3 separate regions of the Homo sapiens genome follow, and regions 1 and 2 are each linked to region 3. Evidence: read pairs that join two places in POLR2A ChIA-PET (ENCODE). Cell type or tissue: MCF 10A. All regions are shown on one strand.

Region 1 (8,000 bases), 180 kb after region 3:
CACTCTGTTGCTCAGGCTGGAGTGTAGTGGCACAATCATCGCTCACTGCAGCCTTGAACCCCTGGGCTCAAGTGATCCTCCCACCTCAGCCTCCTGTGTAGCTGGGACTACAGGCGCATGCCACCATGTCTGGCTAATTAAATTTTTCTTTTTTTTTTTTTCAGAGACGTGGTCTTGTTATGTTGCCCAGGCTGTTGAACGCCTGGCCTCAAGCAGTCCTCCCGTCTCAGCCTCTCAAAGTGGTGGGATTACAGGCATGAGCTACCATACCTGGGAAAAGTTTTAAAGTATGAAAATACTTGCCTTTGACAGGGCTCTGCCAATTAACATTTGGCTTTCAAAAAACAAGCTGTTTTTATCTGTTAGCATTAGGCTGGTTAAAATAGACGTATCTTGGTTGTTGGTATTTATTAACATCTTTTGAATGTGGATGCTTGTGACTGTCTTGGGTGTTGAAGGGAATGCTCTATATTTATTGATACACTTAAATGGCCATTGCCTCAGTTTCCTATTTGTGAAACATAATAGCACCTACCTGACAGCTGTGAGGGAGTTAAGGGGTGGTGCATTTAGTGGGTACACATACATAACTGTGCCTGCTGCTTTGGTAGGGCCTCTAAATGGCACCATCATTGTTAGTTATTGCTGCAGAAACACATTCTATAACCAGTGTACAAACATGGTAATGAGTTAACATGAATACAATAGAGCAACGGTCCCCAACCTTTTTGGCACCAGGGACCTGTTTCGTGGAAGACAATTTTTCTATGTATGATGGGGTGGGATGGTTTCAGGATGAAACTATCTCAGATCATCAGGTATTAGATTCTCATAAGGAGCATGCAACCTAGATCCTTTGCACACACAGTTCACAATAGGGTTTGTGCTCCTATGAGAATCTAATGCCACTGTTGATATGACAAGAGGCAGAGCTCAGGTGGTAATTCTGGCTTGCCACCACTCACCTCCTGCTGTGCAGCCCAGTTCCTAACAGGCCACAGACCGGTACTGGTTTGTGGCCTGGGGGTTGGGGACCCCTGCGATAAAGGAGTCTTAGAGCATAAAATGGAGAGTGTGTCAGCAGAGTTGAGTTAGAACAATAGAACTTGGAAGCCCATAGCAGGTACAGTTCTGTGACTAAGTGCCCACAAGAAATGCATTGGTTTAAGCATTTCAGTATTGTTTTATGTTACTGGGAGCACAGTTAAGCCAAAGAGAGATCCAATTTTAGACAGATAGTGGTGGTTCAGAGATGGAAAATAGCTGGCAGCTCCAGGTTCAGAAAATCAAGGAGGGTTATCAGAACTGAGAAACGAGAAATAAACAGTAGAGATCAATGACCATTGGATGTTACTCTTAATCGCTTACACTCCTCAGGATTCAGAACGAGAGGTGTTGCTGACTTCATGTTCTTATCCAGGCAGTTCAGTAAATGCCATGTATCTGAATAAATAAAGCTTGGGGTAGGGTGGGGACCAAGATGGGTAGCTAATTTTCCCAGCTGAATGATGTTGTTTAGTCTGTCTTTTGCTGGGACTAGAAACTGTTGTAATATTACAAGTTGAAAATTTCACAATCTTTTTTTTTTCTTTGTGAAGTAAAATCTGAAATCCTTCGTCCCTTGACTTCATTAGAAGTGCAGTGAAACTGGCCTTCTAGATCTGTTTCCAGTCAGAGGACTTTATATACAAAGTTCGTGAACACAAAAGGGTCTGGTGAAATAACGAGATGGGAGGCTGGTCCAAATTTCTGATCCTTTTGAGTTAAAAGTCATTCTGAGCAGTGGCTGTTGACTGTACCACCCAGGGGGCAATCTGCAAGTGCGGTTGTCATTTATTAGCCTTCTTTACTTCTAGGCTCTCAGTGACTTCTCATTTGAACTTTTGGAAAAAAAAAAAAAAAAAAAAAAACTCCTCATCAGCATTAAGAGCTTTCCCGAAGCTTGATCTTCAGAGTCTTGCTTCCTGATTTCCAGACAGAACTGAGTTAAAAACATAGTAACTGGGTTCGTTTGTTTTCCTGTCTCCAAGGCGTTTGGCCCCATGTTAATCTTCCCAGCTGAGGCAGGAGAGGAACACTTAGTCACTCACACTGCTCACTGACATGAGCCAGCAATGGAAATGGTGACTTGACAAAATGCTGGCCGGGGAACTGGAGTTCTCCTTCAAGCAGGACCAAATATTTCCCAAATTAATTCTGACAAAGCGAATTTAACATTCAACCTTCTGGAGTTTCTCAGAATAGTTTAGGGTATTTTAAGTCAACTCTGTATTTGTTGCCTGTTATTCAAATTTCTAACCTCAACTACCTATTGGGTCCTTCCACATTGGCATCAAATAGTTTTCTTTTCCAAGCTGGGCTATGGATGTTTTTATCTTGTGAAAATTCCCCGGGAAAGCGACGCCATGGTGATGTCTTTGATTGGATGTTGGGGTCACATGGAGGGTGCTGTGTAGCCTTCAGGAAAGAATGGAGGTCTGTCTTGTCTTCTTCATTTGGTTTTTGAAGTGCATTCAATTGACAATAACATAATAATAGCATATCATGGTAAAAAATCACTCGCCTCCACTGGGTTTTTGTGTGGACCCAACTTGGGCTCAGAAGATTACAGATGGTTGGGGCACATTGTTGAATGTTAAAGTGTGCAGCCTTAAGCACTAGGCACAAGCCCACTGCTATTCTGGGTTATTTAATTTACTTTGATGAGGAAGGAACGATCTGGTGCATTTGAATGACAGAATAGATAACTGCATATCACTGGGATGTAAGTATAACATGGGTTCAGAAGAAGACCGCAAAGACAGTATTTCAGTAAATATTGCCAGGCTTTGTCTCACAAAGACTTGGTTGTATTTCTGAGTGGCTAATTAGGAGGTGTTTTCAATTTAATGTTGCATTCGCTATGAGTCAGATAGAAAGTCAAGATGATTGTTTTTAACAGCTTATTTCAGACTTCAGCTACCGGAAAAAGTCACTGACTATTTCTAAACCCAAGGAGATTTGAGTGCTGATTGACTCACAGTATTTGTGTTCCAGTGAGTCCGTCCACACCCAGCCTGTATGTGACACACAAACTTGGAGTGTGGGGAGGAGTGGGGAGGCAAGAAAATGGAGTGCTCTGTAGAGTGGTGGCGGGGGCCAGGGCTACAGAGGCCAGCAGAAGAGGCAGAGAGCGGGGCTTTGTTCAGTTTCCTACTGAGGGGCCGGGGAACAGCTAGTGGGAGAGACCCAGGTTTGAAGCCCCTGGCACTGGACTTGGGGAGGCTGGGGTGGCTCTGCTGCCTTCTTCAGCAGGCTCAGATAGGAAGAAGCTGGAAGGCAGCTCTTGACCAGAGAGGAGGCTCTATCTACCGTGCTCACACTTTCCTACTTCCTTGGTGTTGAGCCATATTACTTTTCTTCTTAGCTCCATCACAACTGTCCTCTGCACCTTGCAGTGGCCATTTTCAGCTATTTAGATACTCACCAGCTCTCACTGTGGTATCCTATTCCCAAACGCAGCATGTTTATTTTAACTTGTGTCTTCAAGCAGTTTTTAGAAGGTGCACACTTTTACCTTTTCCTCTTTGTGTCAGGATATTTCTCCTTAGTCTGTATCCGTTTTCGCATTTCATCTCTTTTCTCTTTATTCTCTTTACTCCCCACTTTATCCTCCAAGGGATGAAAACAACTTGATTTTTATCAAGGTGAGTGTTAATAAGTGGCCGTGTGTTTCTAACACACTAGCCTTTGTGCCCTGTACAGACTGCTTAGATGTGAGCTGTGTGGGCATTCGTTCTTATTAATGACCCCATGAATGACCTGCTCAATTCATTTTTCCAAGGTTATGGATCTGTGACTTTTCTTTAACCATTATCATTGCTACCATTTACTGAATGCTTACTCTGTGCATTACAGTGCTTTATGCAAAGCACTTTACATGTATTCTCTCATTTAGTCTTCATCTCTACCCTATAAGATATCCTCATTTTATAGCTGGGGAAATTGAGGCATAGGGAGATTAGTGATTGCCCTGCTTTATTCTGCCAGTGTGTCCTATAGTCAGCATTTGACGCTCATCTCAGTCCCTGGGTCTAAACCACAGCAGTACCTTCTGGAGCAGGATTGTCCCCTGGGAACATTCAGCAGTGTCTAAAGACATTGTTTTTGGCCACGACTGAGAGCGCGCTACTGGCATATAGTGGGAAGAAGCTAGGAATGCTGCTAACCATCCTTCAATTTATAGGACCAGCCCCTGCAACAAAGAATTATTCAGCCCCAAGTGTTAGAAGTACTGAAGTTGAGAAACCCTGTTATATCTAGAAACATTTACCTTTAATACTCAAGGAGTACCAAGTATTAAATATCCACACAATGTTCTGAAGTTTTAATTATTTCAAGAAATATTTATTGTTTGCATAGTTTCAAACATTTAAAAAATACTCAACAGGGAGAAAAATATGTAACTGTTTCCAAAGAGAAAACATTTCATGAGATTCCTAACTTTTGAGATTCTGAGGATGTCTAACAATTTTTTTTTTTTTTTTTTTTTGAGAACAGGGTCACATTCTGTCCCCCAGACTGGAGTGCAGTGGTGCAATCTTGGCTCACTGCAAACTCTGCCTTCTGGGTTCAAGCGATTCTTGTGCCTCAGCCTCCTGAGCAGCTGGGGCTACAGGCGCCCGCCACCACACCTGGCTAATTTTTGTATTTTTAGTGGAGGTGGGGTTTCACCATTTTGTCCAGGCTGATCTTGAACTCCTGGGCTCAAGTGATCCGCCTGCCCTGGCCTCCCAAAGTGCTAGGTTTACAGGCATGAGCCACTGCGCCTGGCCGGATATCTAACAATTCTTATACCTCCATTGTGATATTATTGTTGGAACAGAGCATGACATTTGAATAATTACGCCAGACATTTTTTCTTTGGTTCCCACTTAGAAGCTGTATACACATAAATTCTCTGCTAGATGTCAGTAGGAAATTCTAAAATTGTGAAACTTGGTGTCTTGGGCTTATTGGGTCCCATGAGTGAGTGTGCCCGAAAACCTCACTGAGCAGCCCAAGGGAAAAGGCTGTGAGGCCGAGGAGCATAACCTGGGCGCAAGGTGAGCAAGGCCCGGGTTTTCCTGAGAAGGAGGCTGGGTGTGGGTTCTGTGTGGAGCGAGTCTTGTAGCCTTAATGACAACCTTCTGTTTCTGTGTTCTAGTCATGTGCTCAGCCCCTCTGCTCATCAGGCAAAACCGAGTGTTCCCAGTTGGAGAAGTTTAAGGTCTTCCTGTTTGTCTGAACTCCTGGCAGCGAAAACATAGACATCTGTGCATTGTCCGGCTCGTTTCCTTCCCTCAGCCCCCTGCCCAGCCCCTCCACAGCATCTACACCATTGTATTGTTCACATTCTTCCTTATCTTGACCTTGTACTAACTGCCTGTTTATTGTAATGACTCCTCAGATAAAGTACTGCTTGGGACTTTTTTCTTTTAATTAAATGTTTGGGGTTGAGAAATTGAGAATCTAGTGAAACTGCAGCGCGCAACATTTTGAAGTGTATCTCGGGCCACGGCAAGACTGACTTCAGTTCCTGCTGGACTCATTACTTCTTTTTAGGGGGAAATGTTTGTTTCTCAGGCTGTGACTGTCAATGACGTCCACTGGCCCCTGTGGGCCATTGCCACCCTCATTCTGTCCTCGCCCTTGCCTTCTAGGACCATCCCCCCTCATTCTTCGCCCTTGGCAGGTTATCTCTGTGGCAGGTTGTCTCTTGTCCTCTGTCTCTTTGGCAGATTTCCCCCCTTTGCCTGTCTCAGGCAGATAGCATCCCCAGGGTACATTCTGGTCCTCCCGCCTTCTTCTACCCCCTCACTGTGGGGGAGCTCCATCCTACCCCAGGCTTTCTGTACACTGAGAGCTCCCAAGTCTCCTGAGTGCCTAACATATTTAAAGTAGTTAAGGGTCATTCTAGTTCCTCGTAAACCATTATAAAAAGTTCACAAATAATCCTGTGAGTTAAAAAGTGAATTCGAATGGGTACGAGGGGCTGTGAGAACATAAGGTGAGTTTTAATTCTTCTGTTTGAAATTCATCATACTATATAGCTAGCAGATATGCCTGGGTTAAAAAATCACTCGCCCCTTCATTTTCCATTTTTACTTGCAGAAATACACACACACACACACACACACACACCACAGACACACACACGTGCACACGCCAGAAAAGGGTTATCAGCCACTTCTGTCTTGCTGAGAACATAAGCAGTGTCAGCATGGTCCACCCTTCTTGACTTCTATTAAGAAGTGTTTTTATGCGACCATCTGGGGTTATACAACAGATGCAGAAAAACGTCAACCTTTTCTCCCCCCTCAGCTACAACTCTCCCATTTGAATTAACCGTCTGTTTACTTCCCAGATATCATATCCCTGATAAAACCTTATCTTGGTTTTCTCAAGATTCTCACCCCTCAGTCCTGCCCTACCCACATCAGGGCACTGAGTTCTCAATGACCTAGTTATGGTCTTCAGTGGCTCAGGTCTTTATTATATCTGTGTATTTCCTGATTCCAGTGTTAATAAGTTTCCGGAGGGCAGTAAGAGTATCTTCAGGTCTCCTTCCCTGCCTTCCCTCTCCACCCCCATTGTCCAGTACTTCAACCTTGGACAATTGGTTGTGAACAAGGGTTGGTTCTAGAGGTGTCTGAATTGCCTTACCACTTTAGAACTTCAGTGCTTGGTTCAATAAAAGTTGGCTGTTAGTAATCACAGTGATAAACAAGTGTCAGCAAACGTATATTAACGTGAATTCTTTGGTTTGGGAGGTCAGCAATGTGAGAGACTCCTTTTTAAAATTTTTTTTTTATTTTGAGACAAGAGTCTCACTCTGTCACCCAGGCTGAAGCGCAATGCGTGATCTCGGCTCACTGCAACCTCAGCCTCCTGGGTTTAAGTGATTCTCATGCCTCAGCCTCCTGAGTAGCTGAGACTACAGGTGCCCGCCACCATGCCTGGCTAAATTTTTGTTTTTTTTAGTAGAGACAGGGTTTTGCCATGTTGGTCAGGCTGGTCTCAAACTCCTGAGCTCAGGTGATCCACCCGCCTGGGCCTCCCTAGATTACAGCTGTGAGCCAACATGCCTGGCCAATGTGACTCCTTTTTAAGTGCTTTAGTTTTAGCTGATGTTTAATGAGTATTATTTTCAAGAAGCATGAGTTTTGGTGAGAAGAGAGGAAAAAGCAAATATTCTGGGTTCTGGGAAAAATTATTTTTGCAGAATTGATGCAGCTTTACCTATTACCTCAGAAATCCATCAGGTCTGTTAAGAGCCTGGGCCCTTGGTTTCCTGGGGTGGGAGTAGGGGTCGTATCTGCACACAGCATAGGGTTATTGCTCTCCTCCGCATAGCCAGCCGTAGAAGGTCTGCATTTTCATTCCTGCCCATATCACAAAGGCCTGAGATGGTTCAGCACTTCCTTTTATGAATGCCCATCTCTGCTAAATGGCAGATTGGAGCAAAAGTCAGGAAATTAGGAGGAGTGAAAGTGGACGTGTTTGGGTCATTCTTGTTGTTGACATAGCTTTATTCTCACAACCCAAGCTTTCAGCCCACCTGTCAATTTAGGATGTGCGTGGCTGACTGCCAAGTAATTTATCTTATCAGAACCTCTCACCCCTGACCTTTGCTATTGGTGATTATCATGCTAATCAGCTCAGTTTTACTGAACCTTATAAAATATTGCCTTTAACAGCATGGGAGGCAAAATTTTTTTAAAAAAATTTAAATCTATCCATGGTGTTGTTGATAATGCCAAATAAAATTGCAAATCACTTTAAATTAATGTCATCTCAGTAGCTTAATCACCAGACTATTGGGTTGGAGTATTAGATTTTAAAACATCATTTGAATCATTTAGTTGATAACAAAACAAGACATTTTATTAGATCATTAATAAAAATACTCATCAGAAATTGCCCCTGGATAGATGTAAATCTGCCTTCTAGGGCCATTTATAACTGATGAGAGAATTGTA
Region 2 (8,000 bases), 220 kb before region 3:
ACAGGGGACCAGTGCCAGAAATGGTTTGAAAATTTAGATCTTTTACTTTCCATTTCAGGTGCTGCAATCATAGTATCACATGGCTATGTGAATAGTAAAGTGTCTTGTTTACGACAGAACATACTGTTCTGAAAAGTGGGGAGGTATATCTCATTTTTAGGGGCATTCCTTTTTCTTAAATTCTACCCTGTGCTTTGCTTAGTAATACAGTTATTTATAAAAATTTATAGAACTGTAACAGAGGTAAAGAATTCTCAATCTTGCTACTTCTTTCCTCCCAATAGTAATAAAAAGGATTTAGGCATCCTTGCTAGCTTCTCGGAGGCAAAGTCCCTGTGAAGCTATGAGACCTTCATTATCACATTCCCACTGCTTTGTCAGCTTATATTTGTGAGGAATTTAATCAGTTTTATTGCTGTATATGACTGGAAATGAATGGCATTTATTTTCTCTGCAGGGATTTATTTGCTTTTTTCCTTGGGTGGCTATTCCTTTGTTGATAATATTTTCCCAAGTCTTGAAGCACTAATTGATTTTGGGACTTAAGCAAGATCACTTTTTACATTGAATGCAGAAACTGTGTTCCTATGGATTAGGGCACGGTCTGTGTAGCCATCAACTGGAGATCCTGCTGAGAACTGTAAATGAGGAAGAAATTATGGGTCATGATAATAAGGTGTTCCAAGTCTCAAGATTCAGACAGGAGCAGACATAAACAGCCTCTTCCTTGGAGATATGCAACCAGTCAGCCAAGGTGTATTTTCTTAAGCATTGAGGCCTTGAAAAACATATGGAACTTTGAGAATATGTTTGCAGGTGTGAAAATAATGGTCGGTGGATCTTTCTCCCTGTCATGTATATATACAGTGTGTAGAGAGTAAGAGACACATTTTGGAAAAGAAAAATGATTTTAATTGTTGGTGTTTCAGGACAATGCTTTGCTTTTAAAGTTACATGTCATTATCTCAACCCCAATTCAGTCTATTCCCTGAAGCACATTCTCCTTGCTCTCTTACTAGTCTTAGCTTTGGGCATATATTGCTCATCGTAGGAACTTGGTAATAAACCTAGATTTAATCGTAACTCAAAGAATACATGAGGACTTTATATCACTTTTTGATTTCAAAGACTGCTCAAGTCAAATGACTGATACGGAAATGTACCAAAAAGATTCCAGGTCCAGTCAATTCCTTGGAAAATATTGTTAATAGTAGACTCAACTTGGCATGTTGGGAACAGGGAGAAGGTGGGAAGCCAAGGCTGGGCAAAGCCATAGATAGGAGGCTGAGCTGGCTATAGGACAGGCTCCAGAAAATTGACAAGGAGTCTGACTTATCACGGCCAAGTAGACATGGCAGGTTTAGGACCCATCTTGGAGAGACTGTGTAGCACAATGATTAAATCGGAATAGAGGCTCTGTAATTGTACAGACCTGAGGCTCAGGCCCTCATTCTACCACTTACTAATTTGGTGATATGGATAAATTACTTTTCTGAGCATCTGTTTTGTTATCTGCAAAATAGGGATAAAGCTTGCTCAGCGGACTATTGTGAGGATTAAATGAGAGAATTCACATAAAGCACCTAGCACCAGGCCTGGCATAAGCAGGAATTTAATAAATACAGCTATTATTATTATCTTCATCATCATCACTATCTGGGCTTTTGCCATTTTGCACTGGTTGGTGAGGATACTGCAGCAGTAATCTCTGGGCAATTACAAATATTATATCCATGTTTAGGTTCCGTAGGTCCAGGAAGAAGCAGGATCATATTCAGCCATGCTATGTGGACAGAGCCCAGCACCCCCTGGAAAAGGAGGTTCATAAGGGCTGGGCAGGCCTTGGAACCTCGCTTTCAGGAAACTGGAATGTACATTTGGAAAGCAGGCAGATGCCCACACATAATACTGTAGGGTAGCAGAGAAAACTGTAGACTCAACATGAAGCTGTCAGTCTCTAGGGCCTGAGCAGAGCTGAACCTATTCACTGAAGTCCTCAGAATTTGCAACTGGGTAGGATTGGGGCAAGCAGGAGCTAATGACTCAATAGCCAATTGCTGTCTTTAAATCTTACTGAAATTCTTAAAACTATTGAATGGCAGCATTTTAGTTTTAAGTCTTTTCCAGAATGTGAGGTAGGTATGTTATTCTCTGTTTTTCAGATGACGACGTGAGCTTAAGGGACTGTGATCCATAGTTAAAGCAAAAGCCACAATTGCATCCTTCAGCTCCAGGCTGTCATTTAGAAACCACACTTACTAAGACAGTGTCTCTTGTAGACGCGTCTATGCATCACTGCAGATGCTTGAAGCACCATATTTTGTTCCAGCTGCTGCTATGGTGACCAGGTCAGAGCAGGCTTTCGTGAGTTTCTCACAGGGGCAATCACAGTGCCTTGCCCTGAGCCCATGTTTTCTGACACTGAGGGGCTCACATGTGCATAACCCAGGTGTGCTGGGAGTCAGTGCCCATGGGGCCACACTTACTCATTGGGAACCAGTGGATGGATGTTTCCCCCATGGATCCCCCAGCTGTGAGATGAATCTTATTGGAATTCTCAAAGGGTCCCAGTGAGATGGAGCATGAGCCACCTGTGGCGGTGGTCAGCCAACTTGATAACACATCCAGGTGTTGCTTTTTCCCTCCCTCCCTGTTTGGCTCTCCCAGCCTTTCCCTCCTGCTCTCTGGGATCACTTCCAACATAAACTACCTACATGCAAACTTCTGCCTTTGGTCCAAGCAAAGATAATTTCAAAAAGCGTTTCCTTATAGTCACATGTTCATACTGACTCCCTTGTCCTGACCAACTCACAGCAGGTTGGAGCTTGAAAGATTAAGAATCTGTTATTATAGTCCAGGTGCGGTGGTTCATGCCTGTAATCCCAGCACTTTGGGAGGCCGAGGCGGGAGGATCACGAGGTCAGGAGATCAAGACCATCCTGGTCAACATGGTGAAACCCCGTCACTGCCCAGGGGCAGCTCCAGAAATGCTAAGAACCAAGGCCTGGAATCAGGGATATCAAGAGTCAGCTTGGTACTTTACCTCACTGTGGCTGAGCTGATGCTTAAGCTGCAAGACAAAAGTCCGCTTTACAATTCCCTCTCCTTTTCTCAAGCAGAAGACATCCCTCCTTATAGGCACCACAGCTGGGAATGTGCTGGGTCACACCTGAAGCCAGCCTGGCTCTGAATCCCGTTCAAGGCCTACTGCAAGTACTGCCTGGGTATTGCTGCTGACTATTCAGAGCCCAAGGGCTCTTAAGTTAGCAGGTGATGAATGCTGCCAGGACTGGGTTCTTCCCTTCAAGGTAGTGGGCTCCCTTCTGGCCCAGGATATATCTAGACATGTCCTCCAGGAGGTAGGGCCTGGAATGGGGACCTCAGGACTCTGTCTGGTGCCCTATCCTGCTGTGGCTGAGCTGGTATCCAAGTTGTTAGACAGAGGCCTCTTTAGTCATCCCTCTCCTCTTCTTGAGTGGAAAGAAGTAGTCTTTCCCAGGGCTGCGAGCTGCACTCCCTTGGCCATCCTAGCTGGTGTCTCAGTAGGTCACGTGCCCCCTCCTCCCCCCCCACCAAATCCACTGGCTCTAAGCCCAGCATGGTATTAGGATTTGCCTAGAAATTGCAGTCCTTGTACCCTGGACTACCTTAAAGTTTATTTAGAATCCCAGAGCACTTGAGCCCATGGTGGTGAGCCTTGCTGGAACTTCGATTCCAACCACTGGGATTGTTGATCCCCTCTGGCCAGGGCTGGTCTAAATGCTCCCTCCACGGGTGCCAGCTGAATTCTGCCGGTGTTGCTTTCCACTGTTTTAGGGCAGCACTGAGTTCCAGTGCACAGTCCCACAATCGCTACACCTTCCTTCCCCCAAGAACACAGATTCTGTCTCTGTGCCACGCAGCTGCTACTGGGGAGATGTGTGAGGCATGGCAGCAATTCGTGACTGTCTTTCCTACCCTCTTCAATGCCTCTTTTAGTGATATGAAGGAGACATTTAAGTGATATGTCTCAAGATATTTTTGACTTCCCTTTTGATTTCTTCTTTAACCCATTGGTTATTCAAGAGCATGTTGTATAATTTCCACATACTGTATTTGTGAATTTTCCAGATCTCTTCTGTTACTGATTTCTGGTTTCAAAGCATTGTGGTCAGAAAAGATACATGATATGATTTTAATCTTCTCCACATATGTAATTTTAAATAGCCACATTAAAAAACTAAAAAGAAACACGTGAAATTAATTTTAGTAATTAGATATTCCGTATATCCAAAATATTATTTCAGTTTATAATCAATATAAAAAGTTATTGATGAGATGTTTTACAGTCTTTTACACACACATATATACACATACATATGTATGTACATACACATATATGTGTGTGTATACACACACACACACGCACAGTCTGTTGTGTATTTTATACTTACAGAACACCTCAATTCAGACTAGCCACATTTCTAGCCGCATGTGCCCAGTGGGTATTGTTTTGAACAGCTCAGCTCTAAAGGAAGTGAGCTGGAAGATGGTTGGTGGTCATTGGAGAGTGAGACTTGAAACTGAGATTGTGGAGGGTTTGCAAATATTTATAATCTTAAGATCTAGGATACAACTCTGGGATTGAGTTTCTTTAGCAGAGTGGAAATTTAGATCATGGAAGGAGAAAAGGACAGGTCATTGAGCGTCCAGGTTTTGGGAAAGATCATCTGTGTCAGCTTTGAATTCATCAAGGTTTATGAGAGAGTGGAGAGACTGATAGGATGTTAGGTCTTAAAATCTTCAAAAGAGAATCTACAAACTCCTGGCAGGTCTGATCCAGGAGTTTGTAAATCCCTGTAATCAAGTAGTATAGTCTGATAGCATGGGCTTCTAACCTGGCGGGGCAGCAGTTAGAAAGGAGGGTGGGAAAAAGTTAGGAAGTGCAGTAACAAGCAACAAGGCTGCAGAGGAAGCAGTTGTCCTCTGGGGAGAGCCAGATCTCAATGTGAGCCAGAGGTTCTGGCTGTAAGGACTTCTGATGGTGATCTATGAGGAGCTGAAGCACAGAGGAATGGTTTTAGGAGTCAGATCACCAGATGTGCAGAGCTCTATGGGGACAAGAGTCCAGGTGCCGAGGGATGCTCACCCCATCCCCTGTGGTGGAGGTGTGTCCCCCACTGCTGTCCCAGCCTTATTGCCTTCTGAGGGTTCTGATAACCCGCCGCAGGTATGGCCTGTGGCTAGCAGGGTAGAGGACCACTAAGACCTAAGTCTCACAGTGTATCTTTCTACCCCTGACTTCCATCCTGTCTCCTGTTTGAAGTGTTGCTCAGATGACTGCACAGTAGTCTTATTCCAGATAAATGACTTCATCCAGAGTTCACTTTTAAATAATAATTTATTTTATTTTTTATTAGAGACAGTCTTGCTATGTTGCTCAGGCTGGTCTCAAACTCCTGGGTTCAAGCGATCCTCCCACCTTGGCCTCCCAAAGTGCTGGGATTACAGGTGTGAGCCACCGCATCCAGCCTATTTTATTTTTGAACCAACAGTGCACAAAGTACAAAATTTTAAAATGACAAGAGCATCTGAATGAAAAGTAAGTCTGCCTCCCTCCAGCCACCCAATTTCTTTTCTCAGAGAACACACTTGTTACCCTTTCTGGAATTCATTTGTAACAGGTGGCTCCTCTGTCCAAATTCCCTCCTCCTATCTCTTGGGGGTTTGGATGTGAAGCTGGCCTTTTTTTCCCTGAAAATGCATTCATGCTCCCTAGGACACTGGCTTGCCAAACAGGAGTCTGGGCACTTAGCAGCCAGTGCTCTGTGCAAACCAGCCAGTGCTCTGAATTCAGATGAGAGCTTTGTGTTTGCCTTATTGGAAAGCCCTTGATTCCTGGGCTTCTAGAGGTATGTATCACTCAAAATCTCTGCAGTTCTTTTAGGGTAAGTGAACGCTTTACTTCTTCATCTATTAGAAAATTATTCTCTCAGCAGGGTGCGGTGGCTCACTCCTGTAAACCCAGCTCACTCCTGTACTTTGGGAGGCCGAGGCGGGCAGATCATGAGGTCAGGAGTTCGAGACCAGCCTGACCAACATGGTGAATCCCCGTCTCTACTAAAAATACAAAAATTATCCGGGTGTGGTGGCACACACCTGTAATCCCAGCTACTCAGGAGGCTGAGGCTGGAGAATCACTTGAATCCGGGAGGCGGAGGTTGCAATGAGCCAAGATCGTGCCACTGCACTCCAGCCTGGGTGACAGAGCGAGACTCCCTCTCAAAAATAAATAAATAAATAAATAAATGAATAAATGAATAAATAAGTAACTCTCTCAGTGGTTCCTCAATGCAGGGCTGCACACTAAGCACACAAAAGTGAATCAAACTTGACCAAACTTGGGTATTTGGATCATACATGAACTCTGCCTGAAGTCCAATCCCAGGCTAGCTACTGGCACTGGCAGCTTCTCCACATTCAAGAACCACGGGGATGTTGCAAGTGCGCTGATGTTTGTGGTAAGCAGACATTAATGGAATAAGGACTATGTGGTCCCCACAGCTTGCCCTGTCATGATCATTCTCCAGTGTGGGTCACAGGTTCACCGGAACATCAGCTAACATGCTGTATAAAGTCACAGCAGGTGAGCCCACGAGGGAATATTGAGCTCCATTCTCTCTGCAACTCCACCTTCTTCTCTCAGATTGGAGAGTGGGGTTCCTAGCTTCCTGTATTGAAATTGTAGCCAATCAATAGGAAATCTCACACTTATGGAAAATCCCAAATCTTAATTGACTCTGTTCCTTATCCTCTATTACCAGTACTCAACTGCAGCATTTTATGTTGCTGTTGTCATGCAGAAGAGAAAGGATTAATCACGGTAACTTTCATCGGCAGAGGGGTGAAACAAATGAAAAAAATGTTCAGGCACTTAATGCTTCTGTGAAAACCCAATTAGCACCCCTTCATGGTTATAATTTCTAATTACTTTTTGAACTGAGAAAAAAATGTTCTTGCTAATTAGCTAATTATTTGGTAGTGACCTTTTGATAAAAATTGCTTTGACTCTAAAAATGTCTGAAGAAGAGTTACTTAATTTAATAAATCACTGTTATTCTAACATTTTAGAAAATCAGGCATTAAGAAGAGGTCTTGAAAGTTTCTAAGTTTCAGAAATACCATGTTGGGTTGAAAGTTCTTTAGATGTGTATTTGTGCATGCATGTGTGTGTGTGTGTGTGTGCACATGATATTGAGATTTTTGCCACTTAAAATTTATGAGACTAATGTCAGTTGTTAGCAATAGAGAAAACTGGGCTTGGGGCATATGGAAACTTTCTGCAACATTTCTGTATATCTAAAACTATTCTAAAATAAGGAATTTATTTTTTTCAGTGTAAGAAAGTCCCTTGAAATAAAATTTGATACAGTCTGCAATGAACTGAATTAAAACATCCCTGAAAAGTTTCTATAAAGTTTAATTCCACGTAGAAAATAACTTAATAAAAAAACCTCACAATGTGTTGCCTTCCTAAAGCTTCTGACTTCAGCTAACAGAAGCATTAAGAGTAGTGGTTTTAATATGTATGTAATAGTGCCATCAGAAATCCCTAATGTGCAGATATATTAACTATAAAATTACATGTCAAATATTTAGTTGCTGTATTTAGAAGACAATACAATTCCTAAGAGAAACAATAAGCCTATTTACTAATACATCTATTTTCTACACCTCAGTCAAATTTATAGTTAAAAACTAGAATGAATTGTCTTTAGGGTTGAAAGCCTGTCTCATGATGCTGATGAGCCAGCGTAAGGAAGTGTGGTGACTGTTTGAGTTGTGTCTGTCTCTTGGTCTGTTCTCTTATAAGTTTCTAAGAAATTAACTGATGGTGGCCAAATTTGATTGAAGTATATCTAGTCTTCCTTGATTCCCCCTTGAACCTGTGGTTTAATATTCCACCTTTAAACATAACTGCAGGCTGGGCACAGTGGCTCACTCCTGTAATCCCAGCACTT
Region 3 (8,000 bases):
TGGTCTCAAACTCCTGGCCTCAAGTGATCCACTTGCCTTGGCCTCCCAAAGTGCTGGGATTACAGGTGTGAGCCACCACACTTGGCTCCCAGTCATGATTTGATTATATTTACTTTATAATTTATAATTTAATTATATTTACTTTCAGTAGCGAACAACACCAGTGATTCCTTAATAAAGAGGTGGAAAAGAAAGAAAACCAATATTTTCTGAGCAAGACTAAGATCTTCACATGGATTATGTCACTTAATCCTCCCAATACTCATATGTAGTAGGTCATATTATTATTCCCATTTTACAGATGAGAAATAAGAGGCTCAGAGAAATTAAATAATCATTCAGGATATCAAGCTAGTAAGTGGCAGAGCTGGAATCAAACCCAGGCCTAGAATTCTGAACATTCTTCGCTCTGTTGCCCAGGCTGGCCTGAGGCCATCCTTCTGCCTTGGCCTCCCAAAGTGCTGGGCTTACAGGTGTGGGCCACCAAGCCTGTAATAAAATTTATTTAACCACCACTCCATTCACACAGTTAGTTGTTCAATCTTTCCTATTAATAAATAGTGGGATAAAGAACACCCTTATACATAGTTTATTTCACATGTGTGCAAGAGTATCTGTACATTACATTCCTAACAGTGAAATTTCTGGACCTAAGTGATGGTGCAATTATAATTTGGATAGGTGTTTTCCAAACTGCCTTCCAGAAAGTTGGATATATTCACACTTCTACTAACAATAACACAGTACCTGTCTCTGGAGCCCCTATCTGATTTTTCATCTGTGCCAGTTTAACAAGAGAAGATAGTACTTAATTATATTTTATTATATTATTATGATAGTTTTAATTTGTATTTCTTATATTTTGTATAAGGGTGATCATGGGTTATTGGTCTTTTTCTTAATGATTTGTAGGAGCTCTTTATACATTAAAGGATTTTCTCCTTTATTTCTATTTTGAACTGCACATTTTTTCCCAGTGCCTTTTCTTCTGATTCTGCTTATGCAGAGGGGTTGCCATGCAGAAATTTTTTCTTTTCATGTTCATAAAAGACAAGTTTGTCAGTCTTGTCTTTTATAGTTTCTGAGTCTTATATCTCTATACTACTAGATTACAAAAAATAAAAGTGTCCTTTGTTTCTTCTAGTAATTGTATGGTTCTTTTACAGTTTCAACTATCTAGAATTTATTTTGTTTGGATGGTTACCCAGTTGTCTCAATATAATTTTTAAAATGATAATTTTTCCCTACTGATTTGAAAGCCAGCTGACTCTATACTGAATTTTCTGTTTTATATTCAGAAATGGCATTTCTGAGGCAGGAGGATCACATCAAGCCATCCTGGGCAACAGAGTGAAAAATGTTTAGGCTGTTTCATTGTGCTTGATGACTATTTGTATTAATATATAAATACCACACAGTTTTTCTTATTATATTTTGATAATATGTTTTATTATCTGGTAAGGCTTATGCCCTGATCACTTTTCTTTTTCAAAATGGCAAGTTTGTTTATTTTTAATTTCACCGTGGTTCTGGGCCCATGCCTAAGGGGGAGACCTGGCTCTCCAACCTCGCTTATGTGTTCTTCCCCAGCCCCAGTCCTTAGGGTCAGGTTCTCTATGCCATTGTTCTCTGCACATTCAGAAGATGGTTTAGTAGAAATGTGAGCCCCTGGCCCAGCACAGTGGCTTACTCCTGCAATCCCAGCACTTTGGAAGGCTGAGGCAGGAGGATCTCTTGTGTCCAGGAGTTCAAGACCAGCCTGGGCAACATAGTGAGACCTCATCTCTACAAAAAATAAACAAAATTAGCTGCACATGGTGATGTGCACCTGTAGTCCCAATTACTTGGGAGGCTGAGGCAGGAGGATTGCTTGAACCCAGGCCATCAAGGCTGCAGTGAGCTGAGATCATACCACTGCACTCTAGCATGGGCGACAGTGCAAGACCCTGTCTCAAAAAAAAAAAAAAGAAAAAGAAAAAAAAAGGAAATCTGAGCCCCCTTTATCCATTTCCCCTCATTGGAGGCTTCCTTAAAGGCCTTTACCAATAGTGTTTCTAAGTCCTAGGGGGATCTACGCTCCCCTGGACAAGGCACAGGGCTTCTTAAAGTACGTCTCTTGTTCAGGTTCTCAGAATAAGTTCTGAGGTTTGATGTTTTTCTCCAACTAATGTCAAATAGCAGGCCTGTAATTTTCCCAAATTTAAGAGTATTTTCCCCTGGCTTCCTGGCTGGCTCAGACTTGTGAAAATATTCTCAATTTCAACTTCACTTCCTTTAACATTGTGCAAGACAGTATGTGGCAAAACCCTAGAATATAAAACGTTTCTGACATTTTCACTCAGTAACTTGCCAATTTCTCATTTGATTCTTTTTTCTTTTTATAAAGACAAATTAGAAAGCAATCACTCCATAACCTTTGGCTTTGTTATTTCTTTATCCTTTGTGCTACCCAGTCCTATTTCCCTATCTATCACTCTTCTGTATTGATTTTGGATGGTTTGGTGTTTGCCTTTGTGCTTTGCAAAGAAAGCCATTGATTTTGAATAGATCTAGAAATGTTGGGAGCTCTTGGCGATGTACCCAATCTTAGTGTTGTTACTAAAGGTATTAGACATTGCCTTGCAAGTGAGTTTATTGTCTCAGTCTATGATTATGGAAATAAAGACTGCTAACAGCTATTGGCAAAGACCTTCAGAGTTATCATCTGCCTATTCATGACAATAAGAGCTAGGAGATTGACCTGCTAAATGCCCTACTGAACCGCTGATGACAAGTATGTCTTTAATTTCAACTCTAAAAAATAGGATATGGTGTAACAGAAAGAGAACTTTGGATAGAAAATCAGGATACCTGGCTGGGTACGGTGGCTCACGCCTGTAATCCCAGTATTTTGGGAGGCTGAGGTGGGCAGATCACTTGAGGTCAGAAGTTTGAGACCAGCCTGGTCAACATGGGGAAACCCCGTCTCCACTAAAAATGCGAAAATTAGATGGGTGTGGTGGTGAGTGCCTGTAATCCCAGCTACTCGGGAGGCTGAGGCAGGAGAATTGCTTGAACCAGGGAGGTGGAGGTTGCAGTGAACCAAGATTGTACCACCGCACTCCAGCCTGGGTGACAGAGTGATACTCCATCTCAAAAAAATAGAAAAATTTTTAAAAATTAAAAAGAAAATCAGGAGACCTTAATATAGTCTTGATGTGCTCTAGCTAGGTGGAATTCCTCCCCAGGCTCTGGAGAGTAAAGCTGCTGAAGAACTCATGAACAGGAAGTTGTAGCATATAGGCCATTCAAAATTGTCTCTAGGCTGGGCGCAGTGGCTCATGCCTGTAATCCCAGCACTTTGGGAGGCTGAGGCAGGTGGATCACCTAAGGTCAGGAGTTTGAGACTAGTTTGGGCAACATGGTGAAACCCTATCTCTACTAAAAATACAAAAATTAGCTGGGCATGGTGGCATGTGCCTGTAATCCCAGCTACTTGGGAGGCTGAGGCAGGAAAATCACTTGAACCCAGGAGACGGAGGCTGCAGTGAGCCGAGATGGTGCCACTGCACTCCAGCCTGGGTGACAGAGTGAGACTCCATCTCAAAAAAATAAAGATTGTCTCTAAATGATAAGGGCCAGAGATAATGTGGGTAGCTAGGGCTATCTTATCCTTTTATCTTTCTTGATCACATATCATCCATCGGATTTTCACCCAGTCTCTGGAGTCAATCATATGACAAATTAGGTGGCCAAAGGGCAAACAGTAGAAAAAAATGAAGGAAAAAAAATGTAAGTCATCCCCAGGCTAGAGGACCATATGTTGAACAGTTGAGAGGTGCCTATAAATGTGTGGGAAGGCTGATGGGGAGGGGTCAAGTCTGCCAGCTTCCCAGCCCCAGAGACGGTGCCATGGGATGGGCATAAGGAAGCCTTTGCCCAGGACATGTCTAAGGTATCCGCTGTGGCCCACTTGAAGCCTGCCAGGCGTACCTGCCCGGCTGTGTCTTCCCTTACTTAAGGCCACTCTTGTCGGTGGCCCTGCCTCTGGTGGAGTAAGGAGGTGCTCTGCCATATAAAGCACTTTTGATTTCATGGGCTGACTATGATGGTGCTCCAAGGGAGTATACCAAAATCAGAGATGTTCCTGCTCTTTGACTCAGCAATTCCGAGGTAAAACTTGAGAGAGGGTTAATTTGAAAAATTGGGTTTTCATTTGCTTGGGCTATGGAGCAAAATGAGATATACCTTCCATGTCCCCCTGAAACCATCCATAAATTCTGCGATTCTCACAGGAAGGGATAATTTTAGTGAAACTGAGGAAGGAGCTCACCTATGTGGTAAGGGGTAAATAAATAGGAGGCTGAACAGTGAGAGCTGTGATGACACTCAGGCTTGCAAGCTGATTCACCTACCAGTCGAGCAAGACTGCCCCAGGCAAACCTTCCAAAGCAGAAGGAGAAAAATGTCTCATGAACACTCACCCATGTGACCTGAGGCTGAGTCATCCGTGGTTAATTCCGATTCATTTATGCCTTTTATCTTTCTGGATATTCAGGGAAACAAGGGTCTTTTGTCCAGCTAGAAGCCAGACATCTTTTTTGAAACCATCTTGTTCTTGAGTTGCATCTAATGGGCCATCCTCACATTGGTGAGTCACTGTGTCTCAGGCCAGCCTTCCACCCTCATCCAGCTCTTCCTCAACCAGAGTGGCCCCAACTCTTTCCTCACTGATTGCGTGCCTTCTGGGTACTGTTTGTGTGCTGGGTGTGGGTGTGGCAGGGAGCAGGCGGTCTCTCTCCTGTGGGTGAGCACATTTCCAGGCTGATGAGGAGAGACCCTGCCCACATCACACCCTAATGTACCTTACCCCACTCTCCTTATCTGTAAGATGACTCACATGTACTCTCGGTGGAGTATTTGGAATCCTGGAATCTTATAACATTCAATGCAACTTGTTACCTCCCACAATTGTTACCTCACCCAATCTTTGATTGAAAGAATAAAGCAAATGTAATATCCTGGGTATCATCTCAGTTCAGGGGAAAAACCAGTCTTCTTTAATCTGATAAAGGAGACTACCTAAATCCTACCGAGAATGGATAAGTAATACATGATTTTATATATATATATATATATAATTTATTTATTTATTTTTTGAGTCGCAGTCTCACTCTGTCGCCCAGGCTAGAGTGCAGTGGCACAATCTCAGCTCACTGCAAGCTCTGCCTCCCGGGTTCAAGCAATTCTCCTGCCTCAGCCTCTCAAGTAGCTGGAACTACAAGTGCCCACCACCATGACCAGCTAATGTTTTATATTTTTAGTAGAGATGGGGTTTCACTGTGTTATCCAGGATGGTCTCGATCTCCTGACCTCGTGATCCACCCACCTCAGCCTCCCAAAGTGCTGGGATTACAGGTGTGAGCCACCACACCCGGCCATGATGGAATATATTAACCAATAGTGAAAATAAAGGAATTACAGCTACATGAAGTAAAATGAATAAATCTTAGAAACAATGCTGAGTGAAAAAAACTCAAGTCCTGGAATCTCTCTGGATAAGAACATAGCAATTGTATAAAGATAAAATCTAGCTACGTGAATATTATAGATATTTTGGTAATTTGTAGAAAACACTGTGTGTGTGTGTGTGTGTGTGTGTGTGTGTGTATTAGTTTCCTGTCACTGCTGTAACAAATTACCACAAACTTGGTGGTTTAAAGCAACAGATTATTATATTATGCTCTCACAGTTCTGTAGGCCAGAAGTCTGAAATCCATTTCACTGGGCTAAAAATCAAGGCCTTGGCAGCACTGTGCTTCCTCCAGAGGCCCTGGGGAAGAATGTGTTCCTTGCCTCTTCCAGTTTCTTGTGGCTGCCAGCATTCCTTGGCCATATCCCTCCAGTGTCTGCTTTGTGGTCACATGGCCTTCTCTTCTGTAGTCGATCCTCCCTCTGCCTCAATTCATTAGGACACTTGTGATTGTATTTAGGGCCCAACTGGATAATCCAGGATCATCTCCCCAGCTCAAGAGCCTTAACTGAATCATATCTGCCAAGTCTTTGCCATTCACTGTAACATTTCCAGGTTCCAGGGATTAGAATGTAGGCATCTCAGGTTCATTGTTCAGCCTATCACTGTGTGTGTGTGTGTGTGTGTGTGTGTGTGTGTGCATGCGCATTTTTTTCTTGGAATGATAAATACCAAGTTTAGCAACAGTGGTGCTGGAACAGATTTGTACAGGCTTGCCACAACCGACTACACACATCTCTTCCAGCTCCGCACTCAGTTACTTTAGGTTGGTAGCTTGACATCAGTCACATGGGATTATTTACACCATGGAAGTTGACAAGAACTGCAAATCAGTGTTTTTTCCCAGAGAACTGGTTTACACTGTCAGTAGCGTGGTTACCTTCTTAGTGGGAAAGGCAGAGGGGTGGAATTAGGTTTGGTAATGCTTTAGTTTTTAAATTGGATGGTGTGTTAACAGGTGTTTGTTTTACTATTATGCTTTAAATGTACATAGGTTTTTTTGTGGGTTTTTTTTTTTTTTGAGATGGAGTCTTGCTTTGTGACCCAGGCTGGATTGCAGTGGCTCAATCTCCGCTCACTGCAACCTCTGCCTCCCAGGTTCAAGCAATTCTCCTCCCTCAGCCTCCCAAGTAGCTGGGATTACAGGCCTTCACCACCATGCCTGGCTAATTTTTTTTTTAAGTAGAGATGGGGTTTCACCATGTTGACCAGGCTGGTCTTGAACTCCTGAACTCAAGTAATCCACCTGCCTCAGCCTCCCAAAGGGCTGGGATTACAGGAGTGAGCCACCATGCCCAGCCTGTACATAAGGTTTTATATACAGACATAATACTGATTTTTTTAAGAGAAAAAATGGAAGGCAGCAGGAAGTTTCTGATCTTTCAAAAAAGAAATAAAACAATACCAAAGGCTGGTGAGAATGTGGAGACAGTGGACCTTTCATATATTGCTGGTGGGGATGTAAATGACACAGATACTCTGAAAAATAGAAAGGCAGTTTTCTTTTCATTTTGTTTCTCTTTTTTTTGAGATGGAGTCTTGCTCTGTCGCCCAGGCTGGAGTGCGGTGGCATAATCTCGGCTCACTGCAGCCTCTGCCTCCTGGGTTCAAGCCCTTCTCCTGCCTTGGCTCCCAGGTAGCTGGGACTACAGGCGCACGCCACCACACCTGGCTAATTTTTCTATTTTTAGTAGAGACGGGTTTTCCCCATGATGGCCAGGCTGGTCTTGAACTCCTGACCTAAAGTGATCTGCCTGCCTCGGCCTCCCAAAGTGCTGAACCCCCAAGCATGAGCCACCATGCCCAGCCAGGATGGCAGTTTTCTACATAGCTAAACATATTCTTACTATCCCAGCATTGCACTCCTGGAAATTTATGCCAAATAAATTAAAACTTATATCCATACAAAACCTTGACATAATGTTCACTGCAGGTTTACTTGTAGTAGCCCCAAACTGGAAACAACCAAAATGTCTTTTAATAGGAGAATGGTTAAACAAGCTATTGTGCTTAATTATTGATACATGCAAAAACTTGGATGGACCTCAAAGGCATTATGCTGAGTGAAAAAAAGCCAATCATGAAAGGTCACATATTGTATGGATTTATTTATATTGCATTCTCAAAATGATAAAATTATGAGTCACCATGCCTTATCTGAAGCAAGCTTCCCCATTATAATCTGATCATCAGTATGGGGAGCAAATACAGTGTTTCTTCCTTACCCTGACCTGCTGGACTTTCCTCATCTGCCCCTGCTTTTAAATCTCTGTCCAAAGCTGCCTTGATGCTCTTTATCATGGACACTGAGCACAGAGCAGCAGTTTAATAAGATTTCCTGACAAAAGCAGCCCACTGAATTGGATGTTTTCTCTCTCTTTCTTTTATTATTGTATTTGAATTTCCCCCTAGCCAGATGGCTGATAACAATTCTGTTTCTCTTCTTTTCCAATAAGTAAATTCCAGACTCAAGAATATCCCCTCAACA

What was found. Peaks named below come from ENCODE experiments on the same cell type or tissue, not always from the same donor. Only the 100,000 strongest peaks of a DNase experiment are listed, where the experiment ranks them.
Region 1: POLR2A ChIA-PET joins it to region 3 with 5 read pairs; 1 of 35 experiments calls an interaction of 5 or more read pairs at or near these places.
Region 2: POLR2A ChIA-PET joins it to region 3 with 6 read pairs; 2 of 35 experiments call an interaction of 5 or more read pairs at or near these places.

What each region holds. Positions count from the first base shown.
Region 1 is chr5:78,521,274-78,529,273 of GRCh38, reverse strand. All of the region lies in intron 3 of LHFPL2 (LHFPL tetraspan subfamily member 2), which reads left to right. Among named protein-coding and RNA genes, the nearest start is that of LHFPL2, 120 kb to the left of the region's middle. RefSeq lists a silencer at 7,414-7,708. In MCF 10A, no CTCF peak of the experiment used is centred here; DNase peaks (open chromatin) are centred at 2,063 and 3,013.
Region 2 is chr5:78,917,774-78,925,773 of GRCh38, reverse strand. All of the region lies in intron 4 of ARSB (arylsulfatase B), which reads left to right. Among named protein-coding and RNA genes, the nearest start is that of ARSB, 64 kb to the left of the region's middle. In MCF 10A, no CTCF peak of the experiment used is centred here; no DNase peak of the experiment used is centred here.
Region 3 is chr5:78,696,492-78,704,491 of GRCh38, reverse strand. All of the region lies in intron 4 of LOC124900191 (a long non-coding RNA gene), which reads left to right. Among named protein-coding and RNA genes, the nearest start is that of LHFPL2, 52 kb to the right of the region's middle. RefSeq lists a cis regulatory region at 4,477-4,487 and enhancers at 4,410-4,554, 3,886-5,085. In MCF 10A, no CTCF peak of the experiment used is centred here; DNase peaks (open chromatin) are centred at 4,441 and 4,731.